Regions from separate parts of the Homo sapiens genome. Here region 2 is linked to region 1. Evidence: chromatin contacts called from ENCODE Hi-C data. All regions are on one chromosome and are shown on one strand. Each heading gives the region's core, a stretch centred on a gene start or an enhancer-like site at or near the end of the contact. The rest is flanking DNA. Distances are from core to core; before and after follow the strand shown. Region 1 holds the start of CASP10 (caspase 10). Region 2 overlaps KIAA2012.

What was found. Hi-C counts contacts between places; a loop is a spot of excess contacts on that map. Pooled maps may share reads with other maps.
Region 2: a loop to region 1 is called in a map of PC-9, with 13 times the contacts of the local background. The contact joins the enhancer-like site here to the promoter of CASP10 in region 1. A Hi-C loop is called at or near these places in 4 of 168 maps with a recorded cell type or tissue (CD4-positive, alpha-beta T cell, CD4-positive, alpha-beta memory T cell, PC-9 and 1 more), 1 of 37 single-sample maps with no recorded cell type and 10 of 50 pooled maps.

What each region holds. Positions count from the first base shown.
Region 1 is chr2:201,178,463-201,185,932 of GRCh38, reverse strand. CASP10 (caspase 10) reads right to left here and starts at 2,792. Exons shown (of 10, transcript NM_032977.4): 1 at 2,625-2,792; 2 at 1-162. The coding sequence starts at 155.
Region 2 is chr2:202,168,384-202,176,222 of GRCh38, reverse strand. The region is part of intron 15 of KIAA2012; the gene reads right to left. Among named protein-coding and RNA genes, the nearest start is that of KIAA2012-AS1, 55 kb to the right of the region's middle. RefSeq lists enhancers at 3,043-3,252, 4,505-5,323. Within about 2 kb of position 3,570, at least 2 of the 41 ENCODE cell types and tissues checked have a DNase peak (open chromatin) inside an H3K27ac peak, as active enhancers do.

The DNA.
Region 1 (7,470 bases), core at 1,543-4,042:
AGCTTCTTGTTGGGGACCAATCCTATGCAGAGAAACTTGAGGTTCTCCACATCTTGGACCCCCAGGTTTGAATCAATAATCAGAAGCTTCTCACGAAAGCTCACTTTACAGTTTTTATCTGAACTGGAATACCAATGTTGACCTTGAGATTTCATGGCCAGCCTGAAAGGGACAGAGAGGTGGGGCAGGGAGTTAGAGAGTGAGGACATATGGCCCCCTGACTTCCCAGGCCCTCCCCTCACCACAACCTTCTCCGTTCTGGGCATTAGACTTTCCTAGAAGTGCTGAAAAATAAAAATTACGGCGAGGCTACTTCAAAAAGCAACAGCCCAGAAAACTTTTCCCCAACACTTGCAAGTTACTTTTTAGGAAACTTGGAGGGTGCTTATATTGGAATTCAATTCACCTTGATTTCTCCCAAATCAAAATGTTCCCAGAGAGAGAAAGTTAAGATGGAGGGACACAGCACAATTTTTCTCAAGCCTGGTAGCCTGATTGGAGCCCTTACATTCATTTCCAGCACGTGGCAGAAATAGCACTTGGCTCTATGCTTTAAGTTTTAGACACAAAGCAATCTGGGGGAGGCAGGGTTATCCTTATGATCTATCAACCCAAAGACAGCAAGGTACCGTGAGGTATGTGTGTTACATCTTAACTTCAGACTGCTACCTGTAAGAGGGCAGGCCTTTATCTTACAGAAAGGGAAGGCATAATCCTAGACCTCAAGCCTGAGCAACATGGCGAGACCTGGTCTCTACTAAAAATACAAAAAATTATCAGGGCATGGTGGCACATGCCTGTGGTCCCAACTACTCAGGAGGCCGAGGATGGAAGGATCATTTGAGCCTGGGGAGCACAGGTTGCAGTGAGCCATGATCATGCCACTGCACTTCACCCTGGGTGACAGAGTGAGACCCTGTTTCAAAAAGAAAAATAAATAAATAAAATATCCTAGACCTCAGGAGGAAAGGGTGGTTTTAGACAAGAGTTGCTCAAATCAGTGTAGGAAGTTAAAAATTACATGAGTCGGCTGCTCTGTCTATGGAGTAGCCATTCTTTTGTTTCTTTACTTCTCTAATAAACTTGTTTTCACTAAAAAAAAACAAATTACATGAGTCAATGTTTCCATCTGATCAGTTTATAAACTATGCTATTCTCTATACTAAATTTCATCATAATCAGAGGAGCAATGCAGTGATAAAATTTTCATTGTAATACTATTTATTCTATAAGCACTTGAGGTATGTAGTCAATATGCAGAACTTGGCTATTTTTAGAAACAAGAAAATACTTTATAAAGGAAGGAACAGGTGGGGTGTCATGGCTTACGCCTATAATCCCAGCACTTTGGGAGGCCAAGGCGGGTGGATCACTTGAGGCCAGGAGTTCAAGACCAGACTGGGCAACGTGGTAAAACCCCATCTCTACAAAAAATACAAAAATTAGCCAGGCATGGTGGTGCACGCCTGTGGTCCCAACTACTCAGAGGGCTGAAGCAGAAGGATCATTTGAGCCCCGGGGATGGAGGTTCCAGTGAGCCATGATTGTGCCACTGCACTCCACCCTGGGTGACAGAGCAAGACCCTGCCTCAAAAACAAAACAAAACAACAACAAAAAAACCTCCTAGACCTCAGAAGGAAAGGGTGATTTTAGACAAGAGTTGCTCAAATCAGCGAAGGAAGATAAAAATTACATGAGTCAATGTTTCCATCTGACTAGTCTATAAACTATGGTATTCTACATACTAAATTTCATTATAATCAGAGAAGCACTTCAGGAGACTGAGGCAGGTGGATCACTGTGAGGCCAGGAATTCGGGACAAGCCTGGGCAACACGGTGAAACCCCGTCTCTACAAAAAATACAAAAATTAGCTGGGCTTGGTGGTGTATGCCTGTGGTCCCAGCTTCATAGGAAGCTGAGATGGGAGGATTGCTTGAACCTGGGAGGCGGAAGTTGCAGTAAGCCAAGATTGTGCCACTGCACTCCAGCTTGAGTGCTGGAGGGTGAAAGAGGGAGACTCCGTCTCAAATAAATAAATAGATAAATAAATAAATAAATAAATAAATAAATAAAGGAAGGAAGACACAGCAAAAATCAAAACCTCCATAACAAACAGTGGTTATATCGAGGTGACATAACTATAGATAATACAAATTTCCTTCTGGGCTTCCAATTGAATTTCTCAAATTTTATGCATATGTGAGCATACACATTACTTTTGGTGTTAAAAGAAACAAAAAAATGTCATTTTTAATGTGATAATCCAGGGGATCTTCCCTGCTACTAGCCCTGAGGTCAAATGAGTGGTTTATTGGAGACACCTTTCTATTCTACCGCATCTAGCATTTGCCTTGTGGTTTCTTGACAATTCTGATCTCTAGTTTTAGTGAGTCTACCAAACTTTGTCTCTGTGAGCTAACATATTTCTGCCCCGGTAAAAGGCTATGTTGGAGGCTTCCGGATTTTTTAACTTTTGTTTTCCCAGGCATGACAAAGAAATCTAAGAAAAAATAGTGCCATTGCTGACAAGTTTTTGCAAGTTTCTACAACACGAAGCCATGAAGCAAAGGAAAAGATTCAAGCATGAGACTCTGGAGTAAGAAGGGTTGTTAATTACATACCTTCAGATCAAGCTCCACCAATCTTCTGGAAGTAAACGGTTCTCAGGGAAATTGCCTGAAAACAAAGTTTTAAAGAAAGTAGAATCCTCTGTGTGCTCCAAGGTCCAAAGAAGCTCCCATTTGCTTGGGAAGAGACTTCAAGACTTGCTGGTTGTTTAAGTGAAAACTGAATCTTCAGGACTGGGTAGCCTGATACTAGTTTCCTGCTGATGTCATCACTGCTTATCTGCCTTTTTCCCTCCCCTTTTCCAGGGTTAAGATAACTTTGACAAACAGCGTCTCCTAAAGGCTAATTTACAACTTTCTCACTGTAGAGCTTGGGGTTTCCCCAGGTAAAGCAAAAGCTTCCTAGAAACGAACCCGTGGAAGCCACAAAGTGCTTCAGGCTTTCCTTTGGATCTCCATTTCCTTGGTAAGTCAAAAAGGGAAGCATCTGTTTTCCTAACCAACTCCTTCCCCAAACACACTTCACTTTTCAAATAAAGCCAAAAAGCTCATGAAATAGTTGTCGGCCATGTTAACCCTTTCTTATGTCCACATGCAAATAAACAATGGAGCGATCTCCACTTACCGCAACCTCTGCCTCCTGTGTTCAAGTGATTCTCCTGCCTCAACCTCCCGAGTAGCTGGGATTACAAGCATGCGCCACCACGCCCGGCTAATTTTTTGTATTTTTAGTAGAGACGAGGTTTCACCATGTTGGCCAGGCTGGTCTCGAACTCCTGAGCTTGTGATCCACCCTCCTTGGCCTCCCAAAGTGCTGGGATTACAGGCATGGAGCCACCGTGCCCGGCCCACAAATAAAATTTTTAAAAGATAAAAGAAAAGTGGGGATTCACTTTCAGTCTTTGTGGGAGAAATTAAGAAATAAAAAGAAAAAGAAAGGAAAAAAAAAAGAAAAGTGGGGATGGTGAATTACAAGCCCATTTGGAGGTACCTGCAAGAGACTCAACAAATTTGTGGTAGGCAAAACTGACAGTATGTGTTCTCACAGCACATTCAAACCAGCAGGAAAGTGAGACTTTGAAGACATTATTTCTAATCATAAAAACAATACTGCACACTAATATTGCAACTACCATGTGCCAGGGCATTTACAAATATTTACTCATTTCACCATCCCAACAACACTGTAAGATAAATACTATTACTATGACTGCTGCTTTAACATGTGAAAACTAAGGCACAGAAAGGTTAATTAATTTGCCCAAGGTCACACAGTGAGCGGCTGGAAGAGCCAAGATTTAAACCAGCAAGTTTGGATCAAAGTCACTACACTATAATTAAGCTAACTCAAATGTGCAGCACTCTGGAAAGAGGTACAGAGTCTTAGAAAGATGTTTTATCTATGGGGAAAAAAAGCAAGATTTATGATGCTTTGATTAGCAAATGTATTAAAATGTCCTTTCCATGTCCTAGGCATCATTCAGAGAACTTCTGTGCTTAAGAAAGACAAGTCCTGGGGCCAGGTGCAGTGGCTCCCGCCTGTAATCCCAGCACTTTGGGAGGCTGAGGCAGGCGGATCACGAGACCAGCTTGGCCAAGATGGTGAAACGCTGTCTCTACTACAAATACAAAAAATTAGCTGGGCGTGGTGGCACACACCTGTAATCCTAGCTGCTCGGGAGGTTGAGGCAGGATAATCGCTTGAAGGCAGGAGGTGGAGGTTGCGGTGAGCGGATATCACGCCATCACACTCCAGCCTGGGCTACAGAGCAAGACTCCTTCTCAAAAAAAAAAAGAAAAGAAAAAGACAAGTCCTGGCCAGGCACAGTGGCTCACACCTGTAATCCCAGCACTTTGGGAGGCTGAGGTGGGCAGATTGCTTGAGGTCAGGAGTTCAAGACCAGCCTGGCCATCATGGTGAAACCACATCTCAACTAAAAACATAAAATTCGCCAGGCTTGGTGGCACATGCCTGTAATCCCAGCTACTAGGAGGCTGAGGCTGGAGAATCGCTTGAACCCGGGAGGCAGAGGTTGCAGTGAGCCAAAATCGTGCCATTGCACTCCAGCCTGGGCGACAGAGAAAGACTCTCTCAAAAAAAAAAAAAAAAAAAACCTTCTTGGGAAAGGGGGGCCGGAGCACAGCAGGCTGGGTTACTCACTACCCCAGTTCCAGGGAAGGTGGGGCCCTGACCCTAGAATGCTGCAGCAGAGTGAGGAGGGGGCCCCAACTGACCATAAAGAGTGTAGGGACCACCTTCTTTGCCTGTTCTGTTGGGACCAGGCTAGTCATTATTTGTCCCAGCCTGGGGCTCCCCCTGTGGTTTCCAATTTGCAGTTACTTTAACTTAAAATATAAATATTATTTTCTGGAAAATAACTTAAAAAGGAAGAAAGACAAGCCGTAAGTCTTGGTCTTCTATTTAGTTGTTTTATTATAAATATTAAATTTATTGGGCCATTTAGGGAGGCAACTTATTGAAACTATCACTTTCTCTCACTCTGTTCATAAAGTATATTAACTCTTTCAACTTTGATTCAATAATATTAAATATTTAGCAGGCAATTCAAAGCCCTGAATTGGGCACAATTGGAAAGCAAAGTGACCTGCTTTCCATAGTAACTATGGCGACCGGTACTACCATTTCTAAACTTCTCTGATGAACTCATAACAACTCCCAGCCTTAGCTGGCATTATTATCCACATTCAATAGATGAGGAAACCCAGATTCAGAGAGGCAAGGAATCTTGCCACCATCCCAAAGCTATGAGCAAGAATTCAGGGCTCAAACGTGGGTCTCTCTGACTCCGAACCCCTTGCTCTTGATCCCCGGGCTACCATTGCCCGAATCTCAGTATGACATCGTGTAGCATCTGTAACTGCGGGCAGGGGGTGGTGATGCCACAGTGAGGCTTCACTTTGGTGCCACAGGGGCTTTAAGAAGGGACAATCAGTCAGACATTCCTTGGAGGAGGAAGTATTTGATCTAGGTCTGGAAGGTAAAGGTAGAATAAAGACCCAGGAAGTAAAACTGTAACTTTTATCCTACTGCTCCAGGGAAACATTTGAATCAGGTTACAGAGGGGAGATGGCGTGCAGTGCAGATATTTGTACTCAGCATTTTCTACTTCCTCCTACACACAGTTACTGAGGGCATGTTGATGGTGGTAGAATAAACACGTCTTACAATCTCTTTCCTGATTGGTTGCAGTCTACTGAGTGCACGTGAAGGGCCAATCAAAACCTTCATGGCCTTTTGTAGAGGTGGATGTCAACTACTGCTTTAGTTCCACATTAGTAGGGGGTAGTGGTAGCAGTGGTTGGCTTTCCTTGACATACAATCTGTGGTCCAAGTTCCCCACCCTCTGTCTGGGTAGACTAAAGGGTAATGACTCCTGGCTGGGCACGGTGGCTCACACCTGTCATCTCAGCACTTTGTGAGGCCGAGGTGGGTGAATCACCTGAGGTCGGGAGTTTGAGACCAGCCTGACCAACATGGAGAAACCCCATCTCTACTAAAAATACAAAATTAGCCGGGCATGGTGGCACATGCCTGTAATCCCAGATACTCAGGAGGCTGAGGCAGGAGAATCACTTGAACCCGAGAGGCAGAGGTTGCAGTGAGCCGAGATCATGCCATTGCACTGCAGCCTGCATAACAAGAGCGAAACTCCATCCAAAAAAAAAGAGTAATGACTCCTAAAGGATTGGCATAAGCCATGGGGGAGGAGGAAGGGATATACTGGCTAGAGAAGAGCTCAGAGCACTGAAACCTCCACCCCAACCTATGAGGGTCCTCAGAAGGTCTTGAAGTAGCAAGTCTTCTAGATTTGACACCCCCAACCTCCAAGACCTCCTTACCCCCACTTTGCTCCATACCTTTGTTACGGGATCTTTGGGGTATCAATTTTCTGGCTGGAAACCTCTCTGACTGCAGCACCTTTGCCCGAGTTCTGGCCTGCGTCCAGGAAGAATGAGGTACACAGACAAGTGAAGGGTGAACAAGATGAAGAAGAGCTTTATTTAGTGCTAGAACAGCTCAGAGGAGGCCCACAGTGGGTAGCTCCTCTCTGTAGGCAGGTCATCTGTCCAGTGCTCAGTTCTCAGTGGAGAGGAGGCCCTGGAAAGGGTGGCTTCTCTCTGCTGGCAGGTTGTCTCTGCAGCTCTCAGTGGAGAAGGTAGCTCTTCTCTGCAGCCAGCCATCCCATTGTCTCCAGCTATCAGCAGAGAGTACTCCTCTCTGCAGCTGGTCATCCCACCACCTCTCTGCCCTCTTTGTCCTCTGGCCATCCTCTGCCCTGCTCTGGCTGAGCCCAGGGCTTTTATGGACCTCAGAGAGGAGGAAGTGGCTGCCAATTTGTCCACGGGCACCCAGAAGAGGCACCATGAGTCCCTACTACAATCCACAGGACTGGCAGCCCCACCCCCAGCCTTCAGCCCTCCCTGGCCTGAAGGAGGACCTTACTGGGGACCTGCCCCCTTCTGCCTCCCATTGCCATTCAAGGCCCCAGGACTTGGCCCCAACCCCACTTCAAGATTGGAGAAGGTGCCAGGAGTGAAGAGAGGCCAGGCAGCGGGAGCAGACACCCCCAAGCCTGCGGGATGGGGTGGGAGGGGGTCCTTCCTGGGGCCCCCAGGGTGCAGGCTGCAGAGATGCCCAGGTCCTGCACCTAGGAGGGTGGCTGCAGCCACACCCTGGTGTTGGGAACAGTCCCCCAAATCTGGCCATAAACTGACCCGAAAACTGGCCATAAACAAAATCTCTGCAGCACTGTGACATGTTCTTGATGGCCATGATGGCCACGCTGAAGGCTGTTGTTTTACCGGAATGAGGGCAAGGAACACCTGGCCCACCCAGGGCGGAAAACTGCAAAAAGGCATTCCTAAACCACAAACAATA
Region 2 (7,839 bases), core at 2,321-4,820, 990 kb before region 1:
GTCCCAAAAAAAAAAAAAAGATTTATCAATAATTTTCTTTATGGTTTGTGTTATGAATAATAGGTAAAAAGTTTTTTCCTTTCCAAAATTCATAAAAATATTCTGCTATATTTTCCTCTAAAAGTTAAATTTTGCTTTTTGACATTAAGCTCCTGAATACACCTGATATTTTGTGAGGTGAGAATTTTAAAATTGCATAACCAGTTGTCTCAAAATTATATAGTGAATAATAGATCATCCTTTCTCCACTATTTCCCTTTATAATGCCATTGCCATATATCAAGTTTCCATATGTGGGCACATTTATTTCTGGATTCTCTATTCTCTTCTGTCTGTCTCTAAGCCAATAGCACACAGTTTTATTTTTTACAGCTTTAAAATAAGTTTTTATATTTGTCAGGGCAAACTTCCACTTTATTTTTTTTCAAAATTATACTGGCTAATATCTTAGTCTGTTCAGGCTGCTATAACAAAATACCATAAACTGGGTAGCTTAGAAACAACAGAAATTTATTTCTTGTGGGTCTAGAGGCTGGAAAGTTCAAGATCAAGGTGCTGGAACATTCAGTGTCTGGGGACATTCAGTGTCTGGGGAAGTCTCACTTTCTGGTTCATGGAGGGCACCTTCTTTTGTGTCCTCACATGATAAAAGGGGCAAGATAGCTCTCTGGGGCCTCTTTTGTAAAGGCACTAATCTCATTTATGAGGGCTCTGCCCTCATGACTTAATCACCTCCCAGAGGCCCAACCTCCAAATACCTTTACATTGGTGATGAGGTTTCAGCATGTGAATTTTTGGGGGACACAAACATTCAGACCATGACAACTATTTCTGGCTTTTCTATATGAATTTTAATATCAGCTAATCATGTTCTGCCAAAAACCCTGTTGGGGATTTTTAAAATTGAAATTGCACTGAATTTATAGACTGCCAAAAGGAAAAACCAAACCAAACCGGAATCTGATCAAGTTTCTAGACCCAAGTGTTAACTTACAGGACATGTGGAAGACAGAGAAACATGTTAAACTACACTATGAGGACGCAATCAGCAAAGTCTAGATTGAAACTCAACAAGACAAGTGACCCAATTTCCTACAAATACACTAAAAGGGGGAAAAAAAAGAAATGGAAGGGAACTTATAAATTCAATGAGATTTAAAGGTCATATCAACCAATTGTAAACAGTTGGTTTGCAAATTCCAAAACAATTATAATAATTATGGGACAATTTGAACTTTGAAAACTGACTGAATATTCAATTATATTAAAGAATTATTTAAATTTTGGGTGTAATAATGGTATCATGATTATGTTAAAAGTCATTTCTCGGTGCAGCGCACCAGCATGGCACATGTATACATATGTAACTAACCTGCACATTGTGCACATGTACCCTAAAACTTAAAGTATAATAATAATAAAAAAAGTCATTTCTCATCTTTGAGAGATATGTTCTCAAGTATATATGAATAAAATGATATGAGCCTAAAATTTGTTTCAAAATAACATGGGAGAGAGAAAGGAGTTGGAGATACAGGTGAACAACACTGGCCAAGAGATGGGTATATGGGATTCACTGTGCTGCTCTGTTCACTTCTGTGTATGTTTGCAGTTTTCCATAATAACAATTCCTTTTAAATTCTATTTTTAAATTGTGCTTTATGTTTTCAAACACTATTTTTTACACAATTGATTTCTGTGTATTGATCTGTATTTAGTAATCTTGCTGAATTCTTTTGTCTTTTAATGTCTTGTCTGTAGAGTCCCTTGAATTTTCCATATAAGTAATAATATAGTCTGGAAATAATACCAGTGTCATTTTCCTCCTTCCTATCCTTTCATCTTTCCTTTTTTTGGTTTCTTTACCGTTCTGGCTAGCATTGCTAGTACAATGTTGAATAGAATCACTGATAGAGGACATCCTTGTCCTAGTCCTGTCTCTAAAGAGAATGCTTCTTGGCCAGGCGCAGTGCCGCATGCCTGTAATCCCAGCACTTTGGGAGGCCCAGGAGGGTGGATCACCTGGGGTCAGGAGTTCGAGACCAGCCTGACTAACATGGTGAAGCTCCATCTCTACTAAATACAAAAAATTAGCCAGGTGCGGTGGTGAGCAACTGTAATCCCAGCTACTTGGGAGGCTGAGGCAGAAGAATTGCTTGAACCTGGGAGGCAGAGGTTGCAGTGAGCCGAGATCGTGCCGTTGCACTCCAGTCTGGGCGACAAGAGCAAAACTGTGTCTCAAAAAAGAAAAAAAAAGAATGCTTCTCAAGTTCTACCATTCAAGTATTCAAGTGTGATGTTTACTATAGGTTTTTCATGGATACTCTTTGTCAAAATCAAGAAGCCCTCTTCTATTCTTAGTCTGATAAGTTTTAATTGGGAATGGGTGAATTTTATTTTTTTCCTTTTGCATCTATTGAGATGACCCTAAGGCTTTTCCCCACTAACCTCTTAGTGTGGATTATAAATATATTTTCATATGTTAGACCCTCTTTGAATTCTTGTGATAAACCAAATTCAGTTGTGTGTATTGTTAATACTTTTAAAAATATAAGCTTAAGAATTTGATTGGTTAATAGTTTATTTAGGAGTTTTGTATGTTTGATCATAAGTGAGATTGGTCTATAATTTTCCTTTTTTTATTTTATTTTTTGAGATGGAGTTTCGTTCTTGTTGCCCGGGCTGGAGTGCAATGGTGCTATCTTGGCTCACTGCAACCTCTGCCTCCCGGGTTCAAGCGATTCTCCTGCCTCAGCCTCCTGAGTAGCTGGGATTACAGGCACGTGCCACCACGCCCAGCTAATTTTGTATTTTTAGTAGAGACGGGGTTTCTCCATGTTGGTCAGGCTGGTCTCGAAGTCCCAGCCTCAGGTGATCCGCTCGCCTTGGCCTCCCATAGTGCTGGGATTACCGGCGTGAGTGACCAGGCCCGGCCTATAATTTTCCTTTCTTATGTTGTCCTTATCTCTAGTTTTAGCTGCTTTTGGGTTTTGACAAATTTAGGTCTCTTGTTAGAAATGAGCTTTTCTTCCTGGAAGGTGAAGAGAATTTTCAGAATCAAGGGACGACTGCTGTTCTCTGGGACTCTGGGGGACTTCCCGGGGGACTTCCCCAGTCTGGGCTGTGTAGGAGTAAACCAGAAACATTCTTAAGCGTGCACCACTTCCTACTTCCTCCTCTTCCAATATGAAGGAGAACTTTGAAATACTTCCCAGAGGAAAAATAGAGCAGTACCAGAGTTAGGTCATGTAGGTGCTAAGGACTAGCAGAATATTTTGCACCTAGTACTGCAGGCTGCAGATAGCAGGGCCTGGCAGTGTGCTGTGCCATGACTGTGCAGGCATCATACTGGGCAATGTGGGGAGCAAGGAGCCCCAGACCTTTGCATGGTGCCATCTTCCAGGCTGTAGATTCTGGTGAGTGGCACCACCAGGACTCCTGGGCACACACTTCTGGTCTCCCTGTTTTCTCCACAGTGTTAGGAGGAACTTTTCCAGCACTGGCTACTCCTCACTTCTTTGCACAGGTCAGGCAATCATTACACTTGCTCCTTCTGGAGCTGTTTATTCCTGAAGCTGGAAACTGCCCAAGGAAAAGTCTTCAAAACGAAACTGACCTGAACGGAACTGAACTGAACTAGATAACCACTAACACTGGGCAGACTCCAGTTACCCTGGTTTTAATAATTAGTTGTCATGCACGATTCTCTTGACTTGTAGGCCTCAGGTTTCTTCATCCATAATATAAAAGAACTTCTAGATCACCTCCAAGATTCATGCTGGCTTAAAAAACATACTGCCATAATTTCGTGATGTTTCCCTGACTTTTTACTATTTCCTCTCAGAAACACAGGGATGGCATCACAACTCAAAGATTCAAGGAGCATGGAGTCATAGAAACCTGGGTTCATCTCTCAGCTTCTCCACTTACTGGCTGTGTGCCCCTTGGGCAAGTTACCTAACCTCTTTGAGCCTCATTTTCCTCATCTGTGGAATAGAAACAATGCACTTTGCCTCATAAGGTTATAGTGAGGATAAAATAAGCTCAAAGTACATAAAGCACCTAGCATTACGTCTTGCTTCATAGTAAATGCCAAAAATGGCCAGGCGCGGTGGCTCACGCCTGTAATCCCAACAGTTTGGGAGGCCGACGCGGGCGTAAGCCCGCAAACAGCCTGGCGAAAACCCGTCTCTACTAAAAATACAAAAATTAGCAGGGCGTGGTGGCAGGCGCCTGCAATCCCAGCTACTCGAGAGGTTGAGGCGGCTGACTTGCTTGAACCTGGGAGGCGGAGGTTGCAGTGAGCCATCACGCCACTGCACTCAAGCCTGGGCAACAGAGTAAGACTCTGTCTCCAAAAAAAAAAAAAAAAAAAGTAAATGCCAAAAATTACTTCCCTTTTCTCCACCCCTAAGTGGAAAATTGGCCAAAATAAAACAGTATCAATTAAAAAGTCCAATTGTTTGGGTGGCACTCCAGGGGTTTGCCTGCCTCCCTGCCTTCTCCCCAGGGACTATGCGTGCCTGCTTTTCAGATGTTTAGACCTTCTAGCTCTGCCAGTCTCCATCTCGGGATGGAGTCCATAGGAGGCCCCAGCGTTAGAGACATCACAAGCCACCACAGAGAGGAAAAGAAAAGACTAAAGGAGGCGACACACTCGGAGAAGTGACCCTTCGGGGAGAGCCCGCCTGGGGTCTTGAGCTCACCAGCGAGGAGCTCCTTTTGTAAGGCCGGGACGACCTCGCGCAGCAGAGAGGCGCTAGGCAGAAGCCTCTCCGACGCCGCGGGGACCCGGAGCGGCGCTATTGAAGCCATAAACGCGGCAGGCCCCGAGAGAAGCTGCTCCCAGCGCGCCTGCTGCGGGGCCCCTGCCGCCGCGGAGGCGCAGATGCCGCACTGCTGGACCACTTTGGCCTCCCTCCCCGATTGGCCACACCTTTTTATTCCCTTTAAAAAAACTGCTTGAAGAATCTTTTCATTCATATTTCTCTAGTTGGGGTGTGTGTGTGTGTGTGTGCATGTGTGTCTGTGTATATGTGTCTGTGTGTGTGTCTATGTATGAATGTGTGTGTGTATATGTCTGTGTGTGTGTGTGTGTGTGTGTGTGTGTAGTATTTCTTTAAATCTCTATTTCCCCGGACCTTGCTGTTTTCTCCCGTGGGGGGCGAACCCTCTTTTTGATAGCTGTTAACATCCAGCATTAATCTATGCAGACAGCCTGGGGAGGTCAGCCTCACTGTTGCCCAGCTCTGCGAGCAAGGATGTGGTACTTAACCACTCTGTGCCTCAATTGTCTCATCTGACAAATAGGGATACCAAGGCCTGCTTCTTTACAGGATTAGTATAAAAGTTAAATGAGGCACTTTACAGAAAATGCATAGCCTGGTGCCTGGCACACAGGGAGTGTGAACTGCTGCCTTCTCTTGATGTCTTCATCACAAATGGGTGAACGCAGTCTAGGTTCGTAAATGCCTTCCTTCATGTCAGCCATTACCTCCTACAGGAAGCCCTACCTGATTTCTCTCTATCTGGATCAGATTTCTGCCCCGGTCTGGATCAGTTGTCCTTCCTGTATTCTCTTAGAGCACTGATCACACTCCACTCACTGGAGCTGTCTGCACACATATCTGTTTCCTCCACCAAAGCGGGAGCTGCAGTAAGGAGTGTGTTTTATCCAACCATGAAGGCTATGAAACTTAGTAGGGATCAGCAAGTGTATGCTGAGTGAATAATGGAAGCTTCCATTCATGCAGTCGGTGGTTAAAGACTTAAGACGGCCTGAACCTGGAGGCTGAACCATGGAGCTATCTCAGTGGTAGCACCGTGGATTCTGCTTTTCCCCTTAACAGAAACAGTTCCAATGTCATTGAATCACAGAAAGTGAGAAACAGAGATTGGAAGGTCAATTTTGTTATTTTCAGATCAGGAAGTGGAAGCCTCCAGAGGCCCAGAGGTTTATGGAGTCCTCATGCCATGCCAGAGAACCGTGGCAAAGCAGTGCTCCCATCTTGACCCATTGAGCTCTCACTCACTTGTTGCTGCACTGAGCCAGGGCTCACAAATGGCACAGGGATGGCCTCCTCCCAGGCTGTCACCTGAGGGAGGCTGGGTGGTAGAAGAGATTTATGTAGGACACAGTGAAGGTGGCAGACCAGCCTTCCCCGGAAGTGGGGGTGGGGGATGAGCTTGGGAAGGAGGCCCCGCCCCAGTCCTGGATCTACAGCCTACCACTGTGCAAGCCTGAGCGACTCATAGACGGCCAGAGCATGAGAATGGGATGGGGCCCTAGAGATGATCCATCCCGACCTCCTTGGTTTATGGGAAAGGAGACCAAGGCCCAGAGAAGCAATCCGCCCTTCCCTAAACTACAGACTTAATCAAAGGCACAGCTGGTAAAGGAATCCATGTCTTTTGAATCTGAAACCCAGTTTCCTCGATGAATAGATTTCAGTGTTTCCCAGACATCAGTGGGCATACGAATCACTTGAGGACCTTGTTAACAGGCAGGTCTGGGGTGAGACCCCAGATTCTCTTTTCTAATAAGCTCCCAGGTGCTAGCTAGAATGGGTCTAGATAGGTGGTTCTTACAAAAATCTCTGGTCTAGACTGCACTATGATGAAACGACTTGGTACACTAGCCACGAATTAGACCAGCCTTATCAGGTTAATGAGGGCATTGGCTGCTGGGACACTCACTGAGAAGCTGACAGAGCCAGTGTCCTCCTTCCCCATCAGCATTAGTTACCTGTTGCCTGTTGGCTGCTTCTGGGTCTATGGTGAAGGTGCAGGTTCTGGCTGGTGGCTGTAGGTTCCTTGACTGCACCCTAGTTAGAGGGCTGTGACCTTAGTAACCCTGGGAGGCACTGTTTCCTCACAGTGAACATCATGCCTGCAGTTGAAGTCTTCACTGTGAGGCCTTGAGGGTAGGAAACTTGGTTTTGTCATCTTTGAATCCTTTGAATACTTAGCATATTCATTCATTCATACATTTGACTCATTCATTCATTTAGGAAACATTTACCAGGCCTGAATAAGGCATGATCCTTGCCTTCAAGCAGCTCACATAACACATGGGGCTATAGGTGGTACTTAGTAGCCACCCAATTAAGCATTTGTGCAATTGAATTAGACTTCATGGATCCCAGGGACCCCCTGCCTGCCAGCTCAGACTTTTCCATCAGAGAGGAATAACCCTTCCATCTCGTTTGAAGTCACTTTACTTTGGCCTTTGTTAGAACAGTTGTACCAACATCCTATCTACTACACATCTGTCTCTTGAATAAGGCAATAGGGCTCTGGGCCTCCTTTTTTTGACAGAACAGAAATGATGGAAATGGCTTATTTGTTTCTGAGAATTTCCACAATACCTGCCTTTCGTCCCCACCCCCACATTGTTCCAGGCTGCTCCTTAAGGACCCCCTGCACCTCATGCAGGGTTCCCCAAATCTCTCACTCCTCCTAAGACTCTTAAAGCAGTTCTGTCATGTCCCAAGGAGTTATGTCACAGTAACTTCACTGAATGCAGAGGCTGGAAGGCTGCTTCATTCATTTTGGGTCTGCTGCCCATACCTGGACTTAAGCAGAGGACTACATGCATCCCCCAAAAGCACCCCCAATACCCCTTATGCCACCCAGACTGGGAAAGTAAAGAAATCATTATGTTATTACCTTAGAATAAGGCTCTCCTGACAAGGAGCAAATTGTGGCTCCTATTAAAGATTTTTAAAGAGTAGATGAATATCCCTTTTTGAGCACTTTGTGATGGGTACTTTTCTTTTTTTTTCTTTCTTTTTTTTTTTTTTTTTGAGACAGAGTCTTGCTCTGTCGTCAGGCTGGAAT